Linked DNA regions of Homo sapiens: region 1 is linked to region 2. A link is a contact called in ENCODE POLR2A ChIA-PET data. All regions are on one chromosome and are shown on one strand. Each heading gives the region's core, a stretch centred on a gene start or an enhancer-like site at or near the end of the contact. The rest is flanking DNA. Distances are from core to core; before and after follow the strand shown. Region 1 holds the start of PAGR1 (PAXIP1 associated glutamate rich protein 1). Region 2 holds the start of PDPK1 (3-phosphoinositide dependent protein kinase 1).

Evidence for each region. ChIA-PET counts read pairs that join two places held with the same protein, here RNA polymerase II (POLR2A).
Region 1: POLR2A ChIA-PET joins it to region 2 with 14 read pairs in BJ. The contact joins the promoter of PAGR1 here to the promoter of PDPK1 in region 2. POLR2A ChIA-PET finds 5 or more read pairs at or near these places in 2 of 52 experiments (BJ and H1).

Annotation. Positions count from the first base shown.
Region 1 is chr16:29,814,838-29,820,670 of GRCh38, reverse strand. It overlaps PAGR1 (PAXIP1 associated glutamate rich protein 1), which reads right to left and starts at 4,519. Exons shown (of 3, transcript NM_024516.4): 1 at 3,664-4,519; 2 at 3,379-3,461; 3 at 1-1,116. The coding sequence starts at 4,145. The coding sequence ends at 917. It overlaps PRRT2 (proline rich transmembrane protein 2), which reads right to left. Exons shown (of 4, transcript NM_145239.3): 4 at 4,790-5,833. It overlaps MVP-DT (MVP divergent transcript), which reads left to right and starts at 304. Exons shown (of 4, transcript NR_186424.1): 1 at 304-487; 2 at 1,070-1,131. MVP (major vault protein) reads right to left here and starts at 209. Exons shown (of 15, transcript NM_005115.5): 1 at 161-209. RefSeq lists enhancers at 496-565, 4,568-4,817, 5,068-5,287, 5,180-5,809 and a silencer at 4,208-4,377.
Region 2 is chr16:2,536,307-2,542,208 of GRCh38, reverse strand. It overlaps PDPK1 (3-phosphoinositide dependent protein kinase 1), which reads right to left and starts at 4,188. Exons shown (of 14, transcript NM_002613.5): 1 at 4,073-4,188. The coding sequence starts at 4,096. RefSeq lists enhancers at 1,940-2,029, 3,093-3,793 and silencers at 3,912-4,041, 4,052-4,261, 4,372-4,681.

The DNA.
Region 1 (5,833 bases), core at 3,270-5,769, about 27 Mb before region 2:
AGCCACCACCCATCCTCCTTCCCCACTCTGATTCAGACATGTTTTCCCTGCCCCAGCAGAAGCAAGGCCCTTCAAAGCAAGACAGGACTAAAGAGAGCCTCAAGGGATACAAAGATCTGCCCCTGATTTGGGGTTTGGGGGGCTAGTACAATGTACTCACATCTAGAAGTGCAGGTAGCTGCAACAAACGCCTCAGATGGGGAACTCTCACCCTGCCTTGGGGATCACTTCCCGGCAGGGCAAGGCAGGCCAAGCCCAGGGGTGGGGCTTGGGAGTTAAAGGGCCCGTGTGCAGCTGGTTCTCATTTTATCCTCCGGGCTGCTTCTGCTGCAGCTGAAGGCACACTGCTCCCTGAGTGCTCATGGGTTTCTACCTTGGAGCCAGCTGGCTGCACTGGAGTGGGACTGGGAGGAGTTGGAGGGCCCGAGATGGGACAGGTGCTAACTGAGGGCACCTCTACCCATCTGGCTTTCATTTTCCAATCTGGGTGAGTACAATTCTGCCTCTCCCTTCAAGTGGGGCCTAACTGTTGAGCTACAGCTACAGCCCCTCCTTTTAAGAGATGATAGCTCTGCATCTTTTATTTCAGACTCAGAAAATTCAGTCCAGGTCTCTGAATAGGTGTTCAATAGAAAACACACACTCACACACTCTCTCTATATAGATGTTCAATAGAAAACACACACACTCTCTCTATAGGTGTTCAATAGAAAACACACACACACACTCTACAGGTGTTCAATAGAAAAAACACACACACACACTCACACTCTCTCTTCCTCTTTCCCGCAACGTGCTGTTTGGGAGCTTGAGGTTTCTCTCTTCTTCCCAAGTTTCTCAATGTCTGGGCTGGGGAAGGAGGGCCCAGGCTCCAGCAGGTACGGACACTGCACCCTAGAGGCAGGAGCAGTGGGAATCAGTATTTCCGCTGCCGAGGGAAGAGACTACTCCCGGAGGATCGGAGTGGGGGGCTGGCGGGGCTGGGGTCCTCCGAGTCCAGGCTGAAGAGGTCCCTCCCGGTACGAAGGATCTGCTCCTCCAGCTTCTTGTGTCTCTTCATGTCCGACAGCACCTTGTCCAGGCGGGCCTCCCGTTTCTGGCTCCGGGCTGAGCTTCCTGGAGAAGAGGAAGGTAAGATACATGGAAGGGATGGAGGTGGTGTACACCATACCTGCCTGGACCTCACTCATCACTTGGGGAGCTGGTTAAACATGCAGGTCCCCAGGCCTCTGTCTTGGAGGACCTGAGGTTCAGGGTTGGACCTCAGAGAGGGTGAGAAGCAAAGATCTTGATTGACAGGAAGGCACAGGTAATGTGAAGAACAGGGAGGAACATACTGGGCAGGGGAATGGCAAGGGTAGAGGCCCCAGGACAAGAACAGAGTTCTGTTCAAAGAAGAGTGCAGGCCGGGCATGGTGGTTCACGCTTGTAATGCCAGCACTTTGGGAGGCTGAGGTGGGCAACTCACGAGGTCAGGAGTTTGAGACCAGCCTGGCCAACACAAAAAATTAGCTGGGCGTGGTGGTGGGCGCCTGTAATCCCAGCTACTTGGGAGGCTGAGGCAGAAGAATCGCTTGAACCCGGGAGGTGGAGGTTGCAATGAGCCAAGATCGCACTACTGCACTCCAGCCTCGGTGACACAGCTACACTCCGTCTCCCCTACTCGCCAAAAACAAAAACAAAAAAAAGAGTGCAGAGAACTGGAGGTGGCGGGAAAAGCGCTTGGATTCTCCTTTGACATGCTCTTCCCTGGCAAGATGGAATCCCTTGGAAAATTTTAAGTGGAAAAGTGACACGATTTATGGCTGAGTGCAGCAGCTCACGCCTGTAATTCCAGCACTTTGGGAAGCTGAGGCAGGCACTTTGGGAAGCTTTAGGTCAGGAGTTCAAGACCAGCCTCGCCAACATGGCGAAACCCCCTCTCTACTAGAAAATACAAAAATTAGCTAGGCGTGGTGACGTGTCCTTGTAATCCCAGCTACTCAGGAGACTGAGGTAGGAGAATCGCTTCAACCCAGGAGGTGGAGATTGCAGTGAGCCAAGATCATGCCACTGCACTCCAGCCTGAGCAAGAGAAAGACTTCGTCTCAAAGAAAAAAAAAGTGATATGATTTATGTTTTAAAAGGTTCATCTGAATTGCAGAAGCTGGAAGCAGAGAGCCCAGTTAGGAGCTACTACAACTATCCAGGCAAGAAAGACAGTGGCTTGGATGGGGATGTGGTATTGAAAGTGGAGACTAGCAGAGGTACTTGGAAATGTACATCTTATAGCTACCAAGACTTGCTGCTGGTGTGAATGTTCAGGTAAAAGAGAGAGAAATCAAGAATGGCTCTAGGCTGGGTGCAGTGACTCATGCCTGTAATCTCAGCACTTTGAGAACCGAGGCGGATGGATCACTTGAGCTCAAGAGTTCGAGACCAACCAGTCTGGGCAACACAGCAAGACTCTGTCTCTCCACCCCTCAAAAAAAAGAAAAAAGGAAAGGCATGACTCTGAGGGTAAATTCTAGGAAGGCATGTGGGGTGGGAAATGGGGCCAGCGGTGTGATTAAAGAATGTACATGGTAGTAGAGGGATGCAGATCTAGATAATATTGAAAGGCCAGGACTTGGACTTCTGGGAATGGGAAACATGATAGAATTATCTGTAATTTTCCAGAATCAATGACTAGTTGTTTTTTTAAAAAAAGAATTATCTGTAATTGTGTTTTTTGAGACGGAGTCTCACTCTCTCGCCCAGGCTGGAGTGCAGTGGTGTGATCTCAGGTCACTGCAACCTCCACCTCCCAGGCTCAAGCGATTCTCCTGCCTCAGCCTCCTGAGTAGCTGGGACTACAGGTGCCCGCCACTATGCCCGGCTAATTTTTTGTATTATAATTGTCTCTTAAAGGAAGACAAGGGGCCAGGCGCATTGGCTCATGCCTGCAATCCTAGCACTTTGGGAGGCTGAGGTGGGCGGATCACAAGGTCAGGAATTCAAGACCAGCCTGGCCAACATGGTGAAAGCCTGTCTCTACTAAAAATACAAAAATTGGCCCAGAGTGGTGGCATGCGTCTGTAATCCCAGCTACTTGGGAGGCTGAGGCAGGAGAATTGCTTGAACCCAGGAGGCGGAGGTTGCAGTGAGTTGAGATCGTGCCATTGCACTCCAGCCTGGGGGACAAGGGCAAGACTCCATCTCAAAAAAAAAAAAAAAAAAAAAAGGAAGACAAGGTAGTAATCTAAGTCATAAAGATGGTGCTACTGGGTGAATACTCTCTCCTGCAGCTGTAAGTTGTGTGGGAGCTGAGGCAGCAAGCAAAGGCCTCTAGGGGAGCCGATCTTGGGTAACTGAGCCGAGGCCCTTCACCTCCCCCAACTGTTTCCTCTTCGTTTGTACCTGGGGTGCGTCTCCGGTCAATCAGGGAGTCCTTTGGTGTCACTGGCTCATCATCAAAATCAAATTCCGTGGGCATGTGTGGTCTGGGACAGGTGAACATAGTTAAGGGTGAGGGCGGTCCTCCCTCCCACCCACACGTGTGCTTCTCCCCTGCCCGTTCCTCCTCCCCCGCTGGCTTCCCTCCCTCCACTTTCAAAGGTTCCAGCGTCCCACATTTTCCCCTCCCTATTTCCTCCCGCCATCAGGGGAGCAGCCCCGGGACAAGGTGTAAGGGTGTGCCTTTACTTTTCCTCTTCCTCTTCTTTGGCCTCCGGCTCCTCATCGGATCTCTCCTCTTCGCTCTGGGCCTCCGGCGTGGGAGGCCGGCGGGGCAGGATCTCGGCTTGCAGCTCCAGAGTACCGTGGGCAGCCAGCAGTTCATAGAGCCGCTGGATTTCGGAGGGCGGGGGCATCCAGGGCTGCCCATCCGCAGGCAGCTCCACCTCCTCGTCGCTGCAGGGCACGCACCAGTCCTCGGAGTCCTCCTCGGCAGGCTCTTCTCCCCCAGCGCTGGGGACTTCTCCCTGCGCCTCCTCGCCCCCGGACCCCTCACGCTCGGTCTCCTCTCGGCCTCCTTCCCCCTCGTCCTCGGCCTTACCGGCCGAGGCAGAGGGGCCTCCGGTATCCTCCACGGCCAGAGCCTGGAGGCCGGAGGTCACTTCCCCTTCTTCAGACAGAGGCGCCGCCGTACTGGCCGCAGTGTCTCCATGGCCCCGAGCAAGGGACATAGGCCACTAGGGCAGGGACCCTGCGACGACAGATACTGGAGTCCGAAGCCAGGGTCCCCCAGGGATCGGGCTCCCCTGGGGGTTCGGGACCGTTTCCAGCCAATCACGCTCCCGCAGGGGACTCCGCGGCCAGACCGCCCGTCCCCGGGAGGGGGCGCTCAGTCCCCACCAAGGACCCCGCCCCGGAGATCGAGGTTCGGTACTCCGAGGCTCCCGGGCCCCGCAGAAACCACTTTCCGAAAGAGGGAAAGGGGGAGGAGAGGGACGGGCCACTCTTCTCGCTTCCACGACGCCCCTCTCCACACCCGGACACGGCGCCTTCTCCCCAGACCTTTCAGTTGTGGGCCACGTCAAGTCAGATGCCGTACGCACCTGGAGCTAAGACCCGCCTCCCAGGCTGCGCAGGGTCACGCTACGCAGGCGCACAGAAATGGCGCGGGAGGCTCCGCTCTAGGCAAGGCTACTTGGAAGAGGAAAGCGAGGGAAGGCTTGCACATGCGCGAGTAAGCGCACAGGCTTCAGCCCACAGTAAAGATGGCCACCGGGAAGTCGCATGCGTATACCACCCAGTAAGGTTCTGCCAGAAAGGCAGCACCGCCGGGCCGGCGGGACGAACGCAGGAACCAACCGAGATTGGAGGCGAGTCTCATGCAGTCTCCGTTTATTGGTGTTTCAGACTCATGCAGCATCCGGCATACAAAAAGGGAGAAATCAGTTTGATAATAGCCTTTTTTTTTTTTTTTTAAGAATTTTAGTTTTTTTCTTCCCCCAGACTTTTTTTTTTTTTTTTTTTTTTTTTTTAAGGAAAAAAACCCCCGCCAAATCCGAACCGCGTTGTAGCTCGGTCCCCGCCTCCTCAGCGGGCTGTCGCGTGCAACAAACCTCCCCCATCATCTTAGAAAATAATTATAGAGCGCGGCGCCCCGCCCTCGCTCCTGCCAGTGGGCGCTTTGGTCCTATTTTTTGGATTATTTCATTACGAAGCACGTGAATGAATCTAGCCCCCACACCTTCAAGAAAGAAACTCGCGGACTGGGGTTGAAAAGCCCAGGTGGGCGGGTCAACTCCAGCTGACCTGGAAGGGTCAGCGCCGCGTCCCTCCCTTCTCCCCTGCGTGCGTTCGGAACCAGTACTCGCCACCCTCACCCGAGTCCCCATACGAGGCCCGGCTTGCCAACTCTGCGACCTGCCAGGCACCCTTGGGTGTCCGACCCTGGGTGGTCCCAGCAGAGAACAGTCCGAGCCTGGGGTTGGGGAGCCCTCTCCCAACACTGCTCCCTGCCCCCAAGCCTCGTCTAAGTGCTGTCAATTTTGCAGAGTAAACGGTGACGGGAGGTTGGAGAAGAGGATGCTTAAGGGAGATGAGGAGGCAGGAAGAGGAAGGGGGCGGGACGTGGAGAGGAAAGGGGAGATGATAAAGAAGGGAAGGAAGAGAGGACTGAGGGTTGAGAGATGCCAAGACAATGAAAGTTGGGAGGAGGCGGCCAGGGTGGAGGTCCAGAGAATTTGGGGGGCTGGAAGAAGTGCAGGGAGGCCAGGAGAGATGCAGGGAGGCTGAGAGCGCAGAGTTGGGGAGGTGTTCAGGGAGGTTTCCAGAGTGCAGGGAGGTTTCCAGAAGTGCAGGGATAGGGGGCCAAGAGGCCGGAGGGGATGCAGGCATTAGTGCAGGGAGGTTGGAACCAGTGCAG
Region 2 (5,902 bases), core at 2,939-5,438:
CAGCCTGCGTGACAGAACGAGACTGTCTCGAAAAAATAAATAAATAAACAAACAGAAACCAGAATCAGGTGCTCTTATAAGGGATGTGTAGCCCAGAAACTCAATCTTAACACATTCTAAATGACCTGGAATTTCTTGGAGCAAAAATTCCAGTTTAAATATCAGGAAAATTGTCTAGACTAAGAGAATGGAAACGGACTTTGTGCAACCAACATCAGGTACAGAAAAGAGACCCCAACAATCATCATGAACCCAAACAGGCCTTTCTCCTCACTAAGAGAAGAGAACACACACAACCCATGCCTTGTTACTCTTTGAGAAGATGTGCCCTGCCTGTGATCTAGCAGCTAGAGACGGAACATACAACCTGTTCTCAATATTCAAATAATTTTTTAAAGGACATGGTATCACACTGAGCAAGTGAATAATGCAATTCTGCTGTAGAAGAATGCACGGCTGAAAAGACCTGAGCAACTCATGTCCAAAACTTGCAGTTTCCACAGCAGCACTTCCTCCCAGCACACTGCCCTTTGAACCTGCTTTCTAAACAACTGTGCTGGGCAGCCCAGTGGCCACATGTCATCGCACAGCAGGTGTGGAGCAGCATAGAGCACCCTGGCCCTCGCACCTGCTTGGGGGACTGTTTCTGCACCCAGGGCTTCTCTGCAGCCACAACCTGCCCCACACAGAACTGCAGCACCACGTGGCATCCTGTCCATTTCCTCAGAAGGGGAAAGTGCCACGCCAGTGCCCACTCTCTTCCAAACACATCCTCTCAGAAGGGACTGGCCACGCTTGCCCCCTCATTTCTGCAGCGCTTCCCAGTTCATCACCTGCTTGCCAGACTCCGTCTCCCACCGGTGTCAATCAGCTGCCCTGGAGCATCTAAACCCTGGGTCAGGCGGCTCAGGGGATGAGTGCATAGACTGAAAAAGGAACACTCCCTGTTTCTCCCCAAAACTGTGCTGAAGGCAGTCTAGAGGGCCAAGACCTGTCAAGAAGAGCTGCCCAAGGCCTCTTTTCAGGCCCCACATCTCTGCAGGCTGCTGCTGGATCCTTCTCATAAGAACACATCTCAGAAAAGCAGAACAAACCACTTCCCTCTTACCACTGGGAGCTCACCTTGCCAGCTCTAGACTCAGCTTGGACTGGCTGTCAGGGCAACGTTGCGTACAGGAATACATCACACTATGCACCAGACCAGCCACATAAGGAGGAACTCCCCAAAAGGAGAGAGAAAATCGAAAGCCACTTCTCTCCATGCTCCCTGCTTCTCCCCTCACCTTCCCCTAAGGATGCAGCCACCTTTGCAAAAGACAGAACCACCCTAGGGAGGGCAGGAGGCCACTCTGCCTAGTCCCCCAATTCTACCTTCAGCAAAATCATTACATGTTTCTTTGTTCCAAAGGGAGGATTTCAAGCCTCACCCATTCAGAGTATCGGCCCTCAAACAAGGCCGAATCACAGCCTCTTCCCAAACAGCTGCTTTCTGACAGCAGGAGGCTGAAACAGGCCCCGGGGTCACAGAGTTCAGCCATCTGCCAAAGAAATATGTACAGTTCTTCCATATGAAGACACCCCTCCTACCTCCAGCACGGCATGGTCAAGACATTCAGGCCCAATCCCTGGGAAGACATCCTGGGCAGTGGCACTGAAGATTTCCTTACAGAGTGCTGGGCTGAGCTGCCCGGCAGACCCTCCCTCAGGGGCTCCGAACGTGAGGGGCAGGGTGACACTGGAGTCTCTACCACTTATGAGGCAGGTACCTAACGCCTCTGCAGCTCAGCTTCTGCACCCGTAAAATGGGAACAACACCTACCTCGCAATGAGGTGTGAAAGTACCTAGGGAAGCGCCTGTCTTGAGTAGTCAGATCAAGAAATGGTACTCACTGCCTCTGGCCCACTTAGCATCAGACTGGGCCAGGCCACTGTCTGCCTTCACGCTCGCACTGCTCCCCCTGTTGGCTGTCCACGCGGACACACAAGGGAAAGTTCACTGGGAAGGGGGCTTCTCACACAGGGCCTACAGGGCCACCCTAAAGTCCAGATGCAAACCCACTTGAACCCTGAAGATCTATCCATCCTCAGGTGAAAATCCAGGATCAGGGCTGCCTCTACCATTACAGACAGGAAACACGGCATGTTCTCACATACGTACACATGGGGGAATCCAGCTGACAGATGCAAAACGCTCGTTCGTGACACTTCCTCATGTGGAAATCCATCTTGCATTCTATCATTCTTGCTCACTGGATTCCAGTGTTTTTGTGCAAAAAAGCCATCTCATGCGAAGAAAACTGCAGATATGAAATGTCCATCATGTGGAACTGCCAAGGCCATGAGAAAATTTGCTCTTTCCTCTTCCCGTGGATGACACCAAATACACACCTTGCATTGGAACAGCGTTACTGGGTGCGAGTTAACCTCACAAATTTCGCCATGACTGTCACTGGGTGCAGGTTAACCTCACAAACTTCGACATAACTCTCGGCCCCAGCCTCCACTGAGCCTGGCCAATCCGCCTAATTCATGTTTTTATGTTACCCGGGCCACTCTGGTGTACAGCCACACATGTCGAAATAGCGAAAGGCATCCCTTCAACATTTTTCTCAGCTGAACCTTCTTCCTTAACACGCATCTCTACAAAGTCCACGAGTGAGCTGCAGAAAGTTCAAGAGCCTCCTGACGTAGTTACAAAATTCAGCGTCACTCTGCCTTTTTCTCAGAAGAGGGCCCATACCTTTCCTCAGGTTCTCAAACAGACTCACAACCCCCCACTCCCCGCCCCACAAAAAAAAAGATCAAGAACGCCTATCAAAAAGCCACATCTGCCGGGCGTGGTGGCTCACGCCTGTAATCCTAGCACTTTGGGAGGACGAGGCGGGCAGATCACTTGAGGTCAGGAGTTCCAGACCAGCCTGGCCAACATGGCGAAACACCTTCTCTACTAAAAATACAAAAATTAGCCGGGCATGGTGGCATACGCCTGTAATCCCAGCTACTCAGGAGGCTGTGGCAGGAGAATCGCTTGAACCCGGGAGATGGAGGTTGCAGTGAGCTGAGATCGCATCACTGCACTCCAGCCTGCGCGTCGAGAGGGAGACTCCATCAAAAAAAAAAAAAAAAAAAAGCCGCATCCTGGAAGACACGGGATCAATTAAATTTCTTGGGTTTTCCTTCATTTAAAATATTTGCCTTTTAAATCAAATGTTAAAGCCATGTAGACGTTCTTCCATCACCCACTGCACATCGCATACAAGGCATAAATTTTTAAACCGTCGTCCCCAGACTGTAGAACTTAGCATATGGAAAACATAAAAACACGAGGGATACTTTTAGCGATAGAGAGAAAATATAGAAACACCAGCGACACTTTTAGCAAAACATTTCACCCAACAAGTGGTTTGTTTTGGTCCTTCCCCTAAAATCCCTCCTACCTGTCAAGCTCACTTTCCCCTCGGTGATCCTGCACATTCGGCCTCCCAGGGGCTTCCCACAACGCTGAGCACAGCCACGGGCAGCAAAAGCACCCAAATGCCCCTTGGCCGGGCCGTGAAAGGCGAGTTTTCCCGACCACTGTCATCAAGAATCTGGAAAAGGGGGCCCAGGAGCATCAGGTGCTTTCAGCAAGAACTTGCACCTTCTGCTTCTCTCGCAGGCGGAGGCGCCAAGGACCCCGTTCCAGGTGGAAGCCCAGGGCGGTTCCTCTACAGACAGAACCGAAAGGTAACCCTGGAGGCTCGGCTCCAGGCTGCGCCAAGCCGAAAACAAACTTTCCAGGCACTTCCACCCCGCTGGGCCGGGTGACACCTCCCGGCCTCCCCCGCCCTCCGCGCGTCTGTCAGCGCCCCCGGCCAGGCCGCCGCCCGCCGCAACCCAGGCCCGGTCTCCCCGCCGCAGCCAAGCAGCGCCCTCGGCCGGCGCCCGCCATCCCCGGCCCGGCCGCCCGGCTGCAGGTAAGGAGGCACCCGGCCCTCGGGACCCCGGGCCGCCCCGCCTCGCCGGACCCGGGCGGCCGCCGGACCCGGCAGGGTAACAAACCGGCGCGTCCAGTCCGCCGCCGCGCGCTCACCAGCTGGCTGGTGGTCCTGGCCATGGGCCCCGCGTCGGCGCGGGCGCCTCCCCCGCAGCGCTGCGCGGCTCGGCGCCTCCTCAGCGTCCTCCTCCCCGAAGCGGAGCCCCAGCAATGGCCGCCCTCATCCTGCGCCCGCCCCGTCGCCCGCCGCCCCCCGCCCCCGGCGCCGCCCCGCCCCCGCGCGGCGCCGGGCAGGACTTCCGTCGCGCCGCAGCCGACGCCCGCGCCCATTGGCCGCGCCCATCGTCGCTCCGCCGCGGCCTTAGTGGGCTCCGCCTCCGCTCCAGCTGCATTTCCGGGTTGGGGCCTGGCGGGCGGGAGAGGCCCGACCCCGCCTGGGGAGGGGGACCTCGCGCGAACCAATCCCAGGGCCTGCGGGGCGGGGCTGGGCGGGGCTGGGCGGGGCAGGGGGCGAGCTGTCATTCCGGCATCCCAGACCGGGAAACTGAGGCTCAGAGGGGACCAGGCTCCGGCCAAGGTCACGCCCGAGGTAGCGGCGGAGCTGTGCTCGAACCCGGAACTCGGATTCCGGAGCCGGCTCTGCGTAAACTCAGAGGCGCAACTTTGCTAGTTTCACAACTAACAAGCGTTCACGGAAGGAAATCTGGGCTATCAAGTCACATTCACGGCCGGGCACGGTGGCTCACTTTGGGAGGCGGAGGTCGAGGCGGGCGGATCACTTGAGGTGAGGAGTTCGAGGCCAGCCTGCCAACATGGAGAAACCCTGTCTCTACTAAAAATATACAATTAGCCGGGCGCCTTGTAGTTGTTAATGTCGATAATGTTTTTTTGTGTTTTTTTGTTTTGGGTTTTTGGTTTTTTTGAGATGGAAATTTGCTCTGTTGCCCAGGCTGGAGTGCAGTGGCTCGATCTCTGCTCACTGCAACCTCCGCCTCCCGGGTTGAAGCGATTCTCCTGCCTCAGCCTCCCGAGTAGCTGGGACTACAGGCATGTGCCACCACACACAGGCAAATGTTTGTATTTTTTTGTAGAGACAGGGTTTCACCATGTTGGCCAGGGGCTGGTCTCCAACTCCAGTGATCTGTCTGTCTCCGCCTCCCAAAGTGCTGGGATTACAGGTGTGAGTCACCACGCCCGGCCAACTTTATTTTTTTTTGAGACAGAGTCTCTGTCGCCCAGGCTGGAGTGCAGTGGCGCGATCTCGGCTCACTGCAAGCTCCGCCTCCCGGGTTCACTCCATTCTCCTGCCTCAGCCTCTCCGAGTAGCTGGGACTACAGGCGCCCGCCACCACGCCCAGCTAATTTTTTTGTATTTTTAGTAGAGACAGGGTTTCACCGTGGTCTCAATCTCCTGACCTCGTGATCCGCCCGCCTCTGCCTCCCAAAGTGCTGGGATTACAAGCGTGAGCCACCGCGCCCGGCCAACTTTATTTTTTTTTATACTGACACATGCCCATGCAGTTCTTGAGTAATGCACAGAAAAATCGGAAGCAGTGAAGGACAAACAGCTTGAGGAACTAGTACACAGTGAACTCTAGAACACGGAGCCCAGGGTGGAGGAGCCTCGGGGCAGGGGCCAAGGGCCAAGGGTCAAGGGTCACAAGAAGAAAGCATCTGAGCAGGCACCAGGGGACAGGGGAGAGAGGGGCAGCTGAAGGTCAAAGAAGAAAGGACAGTTCTCAGTTGTCCTGGGGGCCCCAGTGGCAGCCAGAATGCTTGGCCAAGCCCAAGGCAAGCTAGACCAGGAAACCCCTCGCCCTCTGGCGACACAGACAAATCTCCCCATGGGTCAGGTCCAGTGGCTCATCCCAGGACACCGCACAGACAGCGGATGTCTCACCTGGCCCAGCACGGTTCTCCCGACCC